Linked DNA regions of Homo sapiens: region 1 is linked to region 2. The links are chromatin loops, found by intact Hi-C in ENCODE. Cell type or tissue: B cell. All regions are shown on one strand. Links, peaks and the distances in the headings refer to the core of each region. The heading gives the core; the rest is flanking DNA. Region 1 has its middle 5.3 kb from the start of STAT4. Region 2 holds the start of ASNSD1 (asparagine synthetase domain containing 1).

Evidence for each region. Hi-C counts contacts between places; a loop is a spot of excess contacts. Peaks named below come from ENCODE experiments on the same cell type or tissue, not always from the same donor. Only the 100,000 strongest peaks of a DNase experiment are listed, where the experiment ranks them.
Region 1: a loop joins it to region 2, with 10 times the contacts of the local background. A loop is called at or near these places in 2 of 110 quality-filtered maps.

What each region holds. Positions count from the first base shown.
Region 1 is chr2:191,154,096-191,158,494 of GRCh38, reverse strand. No RefSeq gene overlaps it. Among named protein-coding and RNA genes, the nearest start is that of STAT4, 5.3 kb to the right of the region's middle. In B cell, for the core only: a CTCF peak has its summit at 2,669 (motif pointing right); a DNase peak (open chromatin) is centred at 2,704.
Region 2 is chr2:189,659,390-189,663,788 of GRCh38, reverse strand. ASNSD1 (asparagine synthetase domain containing 1) reads right to left here and starts at 2,330. Exons shown (of 6, transcript NM_019048.4): 1 at 2,179-2,330. It overlaps ASDURF (ASNSD1 upstream open reading frame), which reads right to left and starts at 2,330. Exons shown (of 4, transcript NM_001353493.2): 1 at 2,179-2,330. The coding sequence starts at 2,268. RefSeq lists an enhancer at 2,083-2,272. In B cell, for the core only: CTCF peaks have their summits at 2,368 and 2,573 (motif pointing left); a DNase peak (open chromatin) is centred at 2,428; H3K4me3 peaks cover 1,724 bases; H3K27ac peaks cover 1,566 bases.

The DNA of each region.
Region 1 (4,399 bases), core at 221-4,220, 1.5 Mb before region 2:
AAGTGAACAAATGAGGCAATCTTTATGATTCTCATAGCTTACTTTCTGGAGAAAGTTTCCAAGCTCCAGCACAGAAAGAGGAAGCTCAAATAGAGCCTGGCATTCTCTCAGAGTTGAAGAGGCAGAGTTGAGAGTTTGGTCAGAATTTACGGGGCAGAGTACCAGGAAGAAGACTGCAAAGGGCTCCCCTTGATTCTTCAGCTGAGTACTGAATAGTCCATGTTTGCAAAGGAACTACTCAAAGATGTGGGGAGGACTCACTAAAGAGGAGCAGGTGGAAAAATTTCTGGAGCTCACACAAGGCTAGGCATAATTTATATTCTCAACAGCCAGAGTGGAAAAAGCTCTTTATACTTGATGAAAGCAGAAATTAGAAATTGTTAAATTGGATAAAAAAGCAAGACCCAATTATATACTACAGACAAGAAACACATTTCAAATATAAATAAATAAGTAAAAAGTAAAATATTGGGAAAATGATATATCATGCTCACACTAATCATAGACACCTGCAGTGGCTATATAAATATAAAACAAAGTAGACTTCAGAGCCAAAAATATTAACAGAGATAACAAGGGTCATTTCATAAAAATAAAAGGAAAATCATCAAAAGGACAAAACAATTATAAATGTTTATGCATCTAATAACAGAGCTTCAAAATACATGCAATGAAATGTGAAAGAACTGAAAGAAGACAGACAAATCCAGGATTATAGCTGAAGATTTAAATATTCCTCTGATAATAGATTGAATAAATGGGAAGAAAATCAGGAATGATATAGAAGACTTGGATAATACTATCAACCAACTTGACCTCACTGAGATTGCAAAAACTCTTCACCCAACAGGAGCAGAGAAGACATTCTTTTAAGTGTCTTAAACATCGACCAAAACATTCTCAGCCATAGATCAAGACTCAATAAATTTTAAATAATTCAAATAACAAAAAAGTATGTTATCTAACCACAATGGAATTAAATTAAAAATGGATATGAGGAAAATATTGGAAAATGATCCAAATGTTTGGAAAACAAAAGTCACAATTCTAATTAATTAATTAATTAATTAAAACCCAAACATAAATCAAAGAAGAAATCACAAGGGAAATTTTAAGTAGAATAAATGAAAATTAAAATACAGCATATCAAAATTTGTTTGATGTAGTTTAAGCAATGGAAAGGAAGAAATATGCAGATGCTTATATCAGGAAAGAAGAAAGATCCAATCAATGACCTAAGTTTCTGCCTTAAAATATATAAGACCTGTAATCTCAGCACTTTGGGAGGCCGAGGCAGGCAGATCACGAAGTCAGGCATTCCAGACCAGCCTGGCCAACATGGTGAAACCCTGTCTCTACTAAAAATACAAAAATTAACTGGGCGTGGTGGTGCGTGCCTGTAATCCCAGCTACTCAGAGGCTGAGGCAGGAGAATCACTTGAAACCGGGAGGCAGAGGTTGCAGTGAGCCGAGATTGTGCCACTGCACTCCAGCCTGGGTGACAAAGCGAGACTCTGTCTCAAAAAAAAATATATATATATATGAGAAAGAAAGCAAACTGAAACAGAAGTAAATAAAAGGAAACGAAGAGTAGAAGTCAATGAAACAGAAGGCAGAAACACAATAGAAAAAAATCCATGAAACCAAAAGTTTGTTCTTTGAGAATATAAATAAAATTGATAAACTTTTAGTAAAACTGTCCTGGGGGGGGAAAAAGAAGACACAAACTACCAATATCAGAGTGGAGAGAGGTAAGATTATTACAGATTTTCCAGCTATTAAAAGAATAACTGGGATAAAAGGGAATTAAAAGAATAACTTGCTAAAAGGGAATATTATAAACAACTTTATGTATATAATAACAGCTTAGATGAAATATATAAATTCTTTGAAAGACAGAAACTGGCAAAGCTCACTCAAGAGAAAATAGGTAACCTAAGTAGTCCTAGATCTAATAAATTGAATTTGTAGTTTAAAAATTTCCCACCAGAAAAAAACTCCAGTCAGAGATTACTTCACTGGTGATTTTTTTTTCAAACATTTAAGGAAGAAATAATACCAATTCTACCCAAGCTTCCAGAAGACATTACAAGAAAAGAAAACTGTAGACAAAGTGTGTCCAGCCCATGGGCTGCATATGGCCCAGGACAGCTTTGAGTGCGGCCCAACACAAACTCTTAAACTTCTTAAAACGTTATGAGATTGTTTTAAAGCTCATCAGCTATTGTTAGCGTTAGTGTGTTTTATGTGTGGCCCAAGACAATTCTTTCAATGTGGCCCAGGGAAGCCAAAAGATTGGACTATGCAATGATCCTCTCTTTTTTGGAATTCATGTTTAAGTCATCAAACTTATTTCCTCTATAGCTCTCTGAGCAAGTTATTGCTTTTCTCATAAGAGCAGATAAGATTTTTAGTAAAGCAGAATGGTTATGGGCTTTGTTTCTGGAGCTCAGACAGTCCTTAGTTTGAATCCCAAATCTGTCCTTACCTCTGATAAGCCTCACTAAAGCTCACTAAACCTCTGTCCCCTTATCTGCCAATTGGAGATAATCATGATATTTAATCCTATGGAGTGCTGTGAGGATTAACTAAAACAATGCATTTGAAGTTCTTGGCACTATGTCTGGCATGGAGGTATATGACTATGATTTGTAAATTGCAATGCTTCTGAGATGGCAGTAGAGGGAGCAGAGTCAATGGGAACTGGACTTCAGAAAATTAGCAAGATTGATATTAAACCCTTTTACAAGACAATGTTCCTGTTCTGATGGAGCTAGAGCAACCTGCACACAGATGAGTCGATGAGATTCACACCAGGCCATCTTATCCCAATAATCCTTGCTGTCCCACTCATGTGGTACTAGCATATGCAACCAGGGAACTCAACGCATCTTTCTGCGTGTACATATTGTCTGTCCAACCTCCAACTCCAGCTCACCCCAGTTTCCTCAGAACACTTAAGAGGGGAGAGGAGAAGTATGGTGATATCACAAAACTGAAACTAGCAAATGTTTATATTCTTTGTACAAAAATTGGGAGAAGGTGGAGCTGGTTTACCTCCCTTACAGCGGCAAGAGTGATATCCTCTCTCTTCCTCTCTCTGTTTCCCACAAAAGCAGCTCCACTGGGCAGAGTGGGAAAAGCACAATCAGAACCGATTTTGAATCCACCCTATCTTCTATTTACAACTGTGAACCTGCCTATCCCACCCAGACTCTCTTCATCTCCATTTCCGCTCTGTACAGCAAGGTGGCAGGGAAGCTGGAGGGTTAACCTGGTGAGTGCCAAAGTTACCCATAACTTGTTTATTATTCTATTATTAACAGCTATTGATTCAGCATTTAACCTGATCCCATTTCTTACATTATATCTTTGACTTTTCCCAGCAATTTCAGGTGGGACATAATATCCCCACTTTTATAGACAGGGAGTTTTGGGGTTAGAGAAGTTAGGTAACTTATATAACTTTGTGCCACTAGAAATTGACACACCAGAACTAGAAGCTACTTTTCTGAAAGTCTTTAATCTGGGATTTTCTTCTTAGCATGATGCAGCAAAAAATTAGATATAGGGCTTATCACCAGGGCAACTGGGTGGCTGTTTGAGAAAGGAGACAGGAATCTGTGGGGGCCTTTGAATTTGGAAAACCTTCCAGGGGTTTCATTTTAGCATTTGGTTTGTTCTTCATTTTACTTCGAATTTTTTTATGTCTTTGTCTCTGAGGGACTGACAAGGCCAGGGCCAGTGTAGGGTCAAGAAACTGCAGACCTGCTTATTTAGTTTTGATTCTAAAAAAGAGAAACAAATTGGACATAGAAGCGCCCTTTCTTAGATGTCTTCCTCCACTCATGAAATACAGAAGGAAGACAGAGGTTCAAGGCAGAAGATTTAACCAAGAAAAAAGTGCGTATTTGGGCAGAGAGTCCCTCATGATAGACATCTCTGGATAAACGAGTTACAGTTGGCAGCATATGGCAAATAGAGCAGAGGTTCTCTAAGTGTTACCTGCAGATCCCTGGGAGTGGTCCCCGAGATCTTTTTAGAGCATCTGCAAGGTTAAACTATTTTTATAATAATACTAATACAGTTTTGTCTTTTCACCCTGCTGACATTTGCACCAATGGTACCAAAGCAAAGGTGGGTGAAACTGTTGGGGCCTTAGCACAAAGCAAGGAAGTGGTGCCAAATTATACTAGCAGTTGTATATTTCACCACCATGCACTTACAATAAAATGCCAGTTTGACTTAAGAATGTTTTTGATGAAGCAGTAAAAATTATTAATTTTATTAAATCTCAGACCTTAAGTACACGTCTTTTTAATATTCTTTGTGATGAAATGGAAAAGGCACATATTAAAGGATGATGGTCATCTCGAGGAAAAGCACTTGCGTGATTGTT
Region 2 (4,399 bases), core at 258-4,257:
TGGTTTTCCAAACGGGCAGTTTGTGAATATACAGATCATTTTCAACAGGAGTCTCTGTGTGGGGGTACAGTTCAGGAAAAGCTGGAGGAGAAAAAACAGTGATTAGACTTGCAAAATGTTAGGTAACCCATTAAGACCAGACAGGGATTTTCGTGTTCATAACCAGCAATCATGCCAAGGACTACAGTTACTAAACAAGGTTTATACCTTTTGTTAAAAATATATGATATACACCAGGCCGGGTGCGGTGGCTCATGCCTGTAATCCCAGCACTTCGGGAGGCCAAGGCGGGCGGATCACCTGAAGTCGGGAGTTCGAGACCAGCCTGACCAACATGCAGACACCCCATCTCTACTAAAAATACAAAATTAGCCAAGCGTAGTGGCACATGCCTGTAATCCCAGCTATTCGGGAGGCTGAGGCAGGAGAACTGCTTGAACCCGGGAGGCGGAGGCTGCAGTGAGCCAAGATTGCACCACTGCACTCTAGCCTGGGCAACAAGAGTGAAACTCCGTCTCAAAAAAATAAATAAATAAATAATTTAAAAAATATATATATATGATATACACCAAAAGGAATTAAGTTGTGATTTAGATTGAAAATTAAGTTGTGATTTAGATTTAAAAAAAAGCAAATTGAATGAGGGGTGGGTTACTTTTTTCAATATTTTCATGATTTTATGTACTAAGTGCTGCAGTCAAACATTCAAATCAAGCAATGCCCTATTTGGGGACAGTAAGACCTATCATGTTCCATCTTGGTATTTTTCCCTCTTTTTATCTCAATGACTAGCATAGAGCTGGCACTGTTGAACTGGGCTTTTTTTTTTTTTTTTTTTTTGAAACAGGGTCTTGCTCTGTTACCCAGGCTGGAGTGCAGTGGTGCGATCACGGCTCACTGCAGCTTTGATCTTCCCGGGCTCAGGCGATTCTCACACCTTAGCCTCCGAGTAGCTGGGACTACAGGCCTGGGCCACCATGCTGGCCTGGGCTTCATTTATTTGTAGGGGAGGGCTCAACTAAGTGAAAACTAAGTTTCTTTTTAACTCTATTTATTTTGTGAACATGACTGATTACATAGTATCACAAGAGCCTCTAAAAGCAGCTTTTATCATATTTGTGCTACCTCACACACACCTCAGGGATCTGTAACCACCAGTATGCGTAAGTGGCTTGCTATGGTGGTAATCAGAATGGGCTGTGTGTCTTTTGAAAATTCACCCCCAATCCCCATGAATGTGCACCTTTCTGTCTCCCCCGTTGGCAGAGCTGTAGTAATGAGGTTGAATTCCAAGGCCAAATTTGTAAACATTCTTTGAGACTTAACATTTATACAGGGCTTTCCCATTTTAGGAATGACAGGTGTACATTTCACTTTACTTCAAAGAAGGTAACTGATACAGAAAGATTAAAGAGACTTGCCCAAGATGTCATTGTAAGTTTGGGACAGAACCAAAGTAGAATCTAGGACATGTAATACCTGAAGGGCTATAACCCTCGCCACCCCCATTTATCTTTAAAGGTTGTTTGTTTATGGCAGTTAAGGCTTATATTATATTGGCTTCCTCTCTCCCCCAGTTTGGTATGAGTGACAACCCAATGCGTGTTTTAGGACCATTGCTCTGGTTAACGGAGAAGCAGCAGCTAACAGGTGGATGAGGAGAGACCGCTTAGGAAGGCCTTGCCGGGGGCAGGGGTCCCGATAGCAGATGACGGTGGCTTATTTGGGGTGGTAAGAGTGTTCACGGTGATAAAGGGACATATTTGAAATGAGCTTCAAAGGTAGAACTGATAGGCTTCCATGATGGGGGTCAAGGATGGACCCCGGGTTGCTGGCATGGTTAACTGGATGGAGAATATCTTTGATGGAACAGATTTGGGGTGGGCGGTATTTCCAAAAGTTTAAAAAGACTAGGGAGGAAAACACCCAACCAAAACTCCGCCCCACTGTCACCTGGGTCCAGTCTCGGGACAAATTTCAAGATCTCCCTTTTCGCAACTGTTTTCAGAAAATAAAAGGACTAACTGTGGCTGTCAAGTGCTATGAATAAAAAGAGCAAAGTAGCAGGGCAAAGCCGAGGCCCAGGCAGGCCCCACGCTGCCCGCTGCGGACCACCTTCAGGGTCCAGTGGCGCCCGGTCCCGAGTCCAGGAGCCTTTTCGTCGCGTCTCACACTCACCTTGCTGCTTAGATCCTCCTTGTGTGGGGTCGAATTGTCGGTGGGGATCAGCACAGAGCTGTCCTCTGGTCGCGTCCCTCGGCTGGGCATTTCCACCGAGCGCAAGACACGCGGGATGGCTCAGCCCTGAAGGAGCCTACGGCATTAGCCACAGCGCATGCGCGCTTCCAGCCGCGCTCACCCTTTCTTTTCCCGCGAGTCTTACCAATAGCGTCTGCGCGCTCACTTGAACGCATGCGCAGGCCGGGTCTGGCCTGGGGAGGAGTTTCGCGCCTGCGCATGGCTGCTTAGGGAGCGAGTAAACAGTCTGGTTGCAAAATCTGAGGTTCCTGTACTGGCCTCTTGTGGTTGAGATGCAGAAACGCTCAGGTGGTTTCTTCATGACCTCTTATCTAGTATACTACGAGTTCTGTGCGCCCTCCAGTGGTAAATATGAAGAATAGTCGTGCAATAGAAACAGCGCTTAATATGATATTTATTATCTAGGGAAAGATGAAGCTAAGGAACAGATTTAAGAGATACCGTGTTGGCAAAAGAACTGTACAGACTTGGTAAAGTTTTGGTTAACTCGTGGTTAGGGTTGCCGGATAAAATACAGTATGAACTTCAGATGAATTAATAGTTTTTTAGTGCATCTATGTCCCGTGCAATATTTGCAATATCTCATTTCTGTGGAAAAAATGACTAAAACTTGGAAATAGGCAAAAGAGATTTATTTACTGGATGCTCTTTCAGTGCTGCTCTGGACTTGACTTTATTATATTGACTGGGCTGTTTTACAATTCTGTAGGGGCAAAGGTTAACTTTGGTAGAGATTTTGGTTTGGTAGAGATGCAAATAATTTTTTGTTGTACCAGATACCAACACAGGTTATGATTTATTGTTCTGCAACACATTAGTCAGTTTTGTATCTAACCCTGCATTCTGTCCTAACATTTCTTTATTAACATATGCCTAGCTTCTCTAATATTCTGTATTGGTTTTAAAGTCATCGGTTCCCTCACTAACCAATGAGTTGAATAAAAGTTTGACATGTATATATTTTATGTTCACATTAGAGACATGATTTTAGGTTTTTGATAATTATACTATATTATTGGAAATCTTAAGTTTCCACAGAGATGCCCAACTGGATTTATGTGATGAATCAAACTATCTGGCGAAAGAAATGTATACATCATGGGTTGTTTAAGGCCAGGCATGTTTTTTATTTGCTCTTACAGAAAACCCAAGTGGTTATATATTTTTCCTTTATAATTGATTTTTAAAGATTGTGTTTTCATTTCTGATTTGTACATTCCTGATAAGTTATTCAGGTATAACTTATACATTACTGATACATTGATAGCAGCAATGATTGGGAGTTTGGTTTTGTGGTCTAACCATTTGGTGGTATCTGTTGGATGATGGACGTCTAGTCTCATTGGTAGAGAGGTAGATAGGTGCAGTGGCTCAAACCTGTAATCGCAACCACTCGGGGCTGAGGTGGGAGGATTACTTGAGGCCAGGGGTTCAAATAAATAAATAAGAGAGGTGACAGAGAAGCGAGTTTGTAAGTCTTTTTGTTTATTGTTTGTGAGCTCAAATTAATTAATTACTTTTGTGTCCACTGAGAGGGAAGGAGGACAGCTATTTGAGATGTGGGCTAGTAAGGTTTTGTTTGTTTGTTTTAACATAAAGGCCGCTCAAGCAGAAGAACTGGTGAATTTTTGTGGTTTTGTGTTTACTTTTGACCTGAGATTGAAGTTGTAAGACAGAAGCAATAACCTCTTTATGTGTCTGTGTGTCTGTAACTTAGAACAGGCTTTATGTCTCCCTTTGTAAATATGAAATATTTCCCTACTTCTGGAGTGTATTAATAAATCCCACTATAGTATCTCTAATTAAAGGGCCTCTGTTCTGACTAGTTTATAGAGAAAAATAAGCACTGGTATAATCCCAATATTTTTAAAAGCCCAGAATTTCCAATACTTTAAATGTGCCAGATTTTTAAGGAAAAAAGTTCTTACAAAACTGCTAGCTTAGAAACATTTTAAGAATCCAAGTTTAGGAAAAAGAGAGCTCCAAAGTGAAGTATCACTTCACTTTGTTGTTGTTGTTATTTTGAGACACAGTCTTTCTCTGTTGCCCTGGCTGGAGTGCAGTGGTGCGATCTCTGCTCACTGCAACCTCTGCCTTCTGGATTCAAGCTATTCTCCTGCCTCAGCTTCCCAAGTACCTG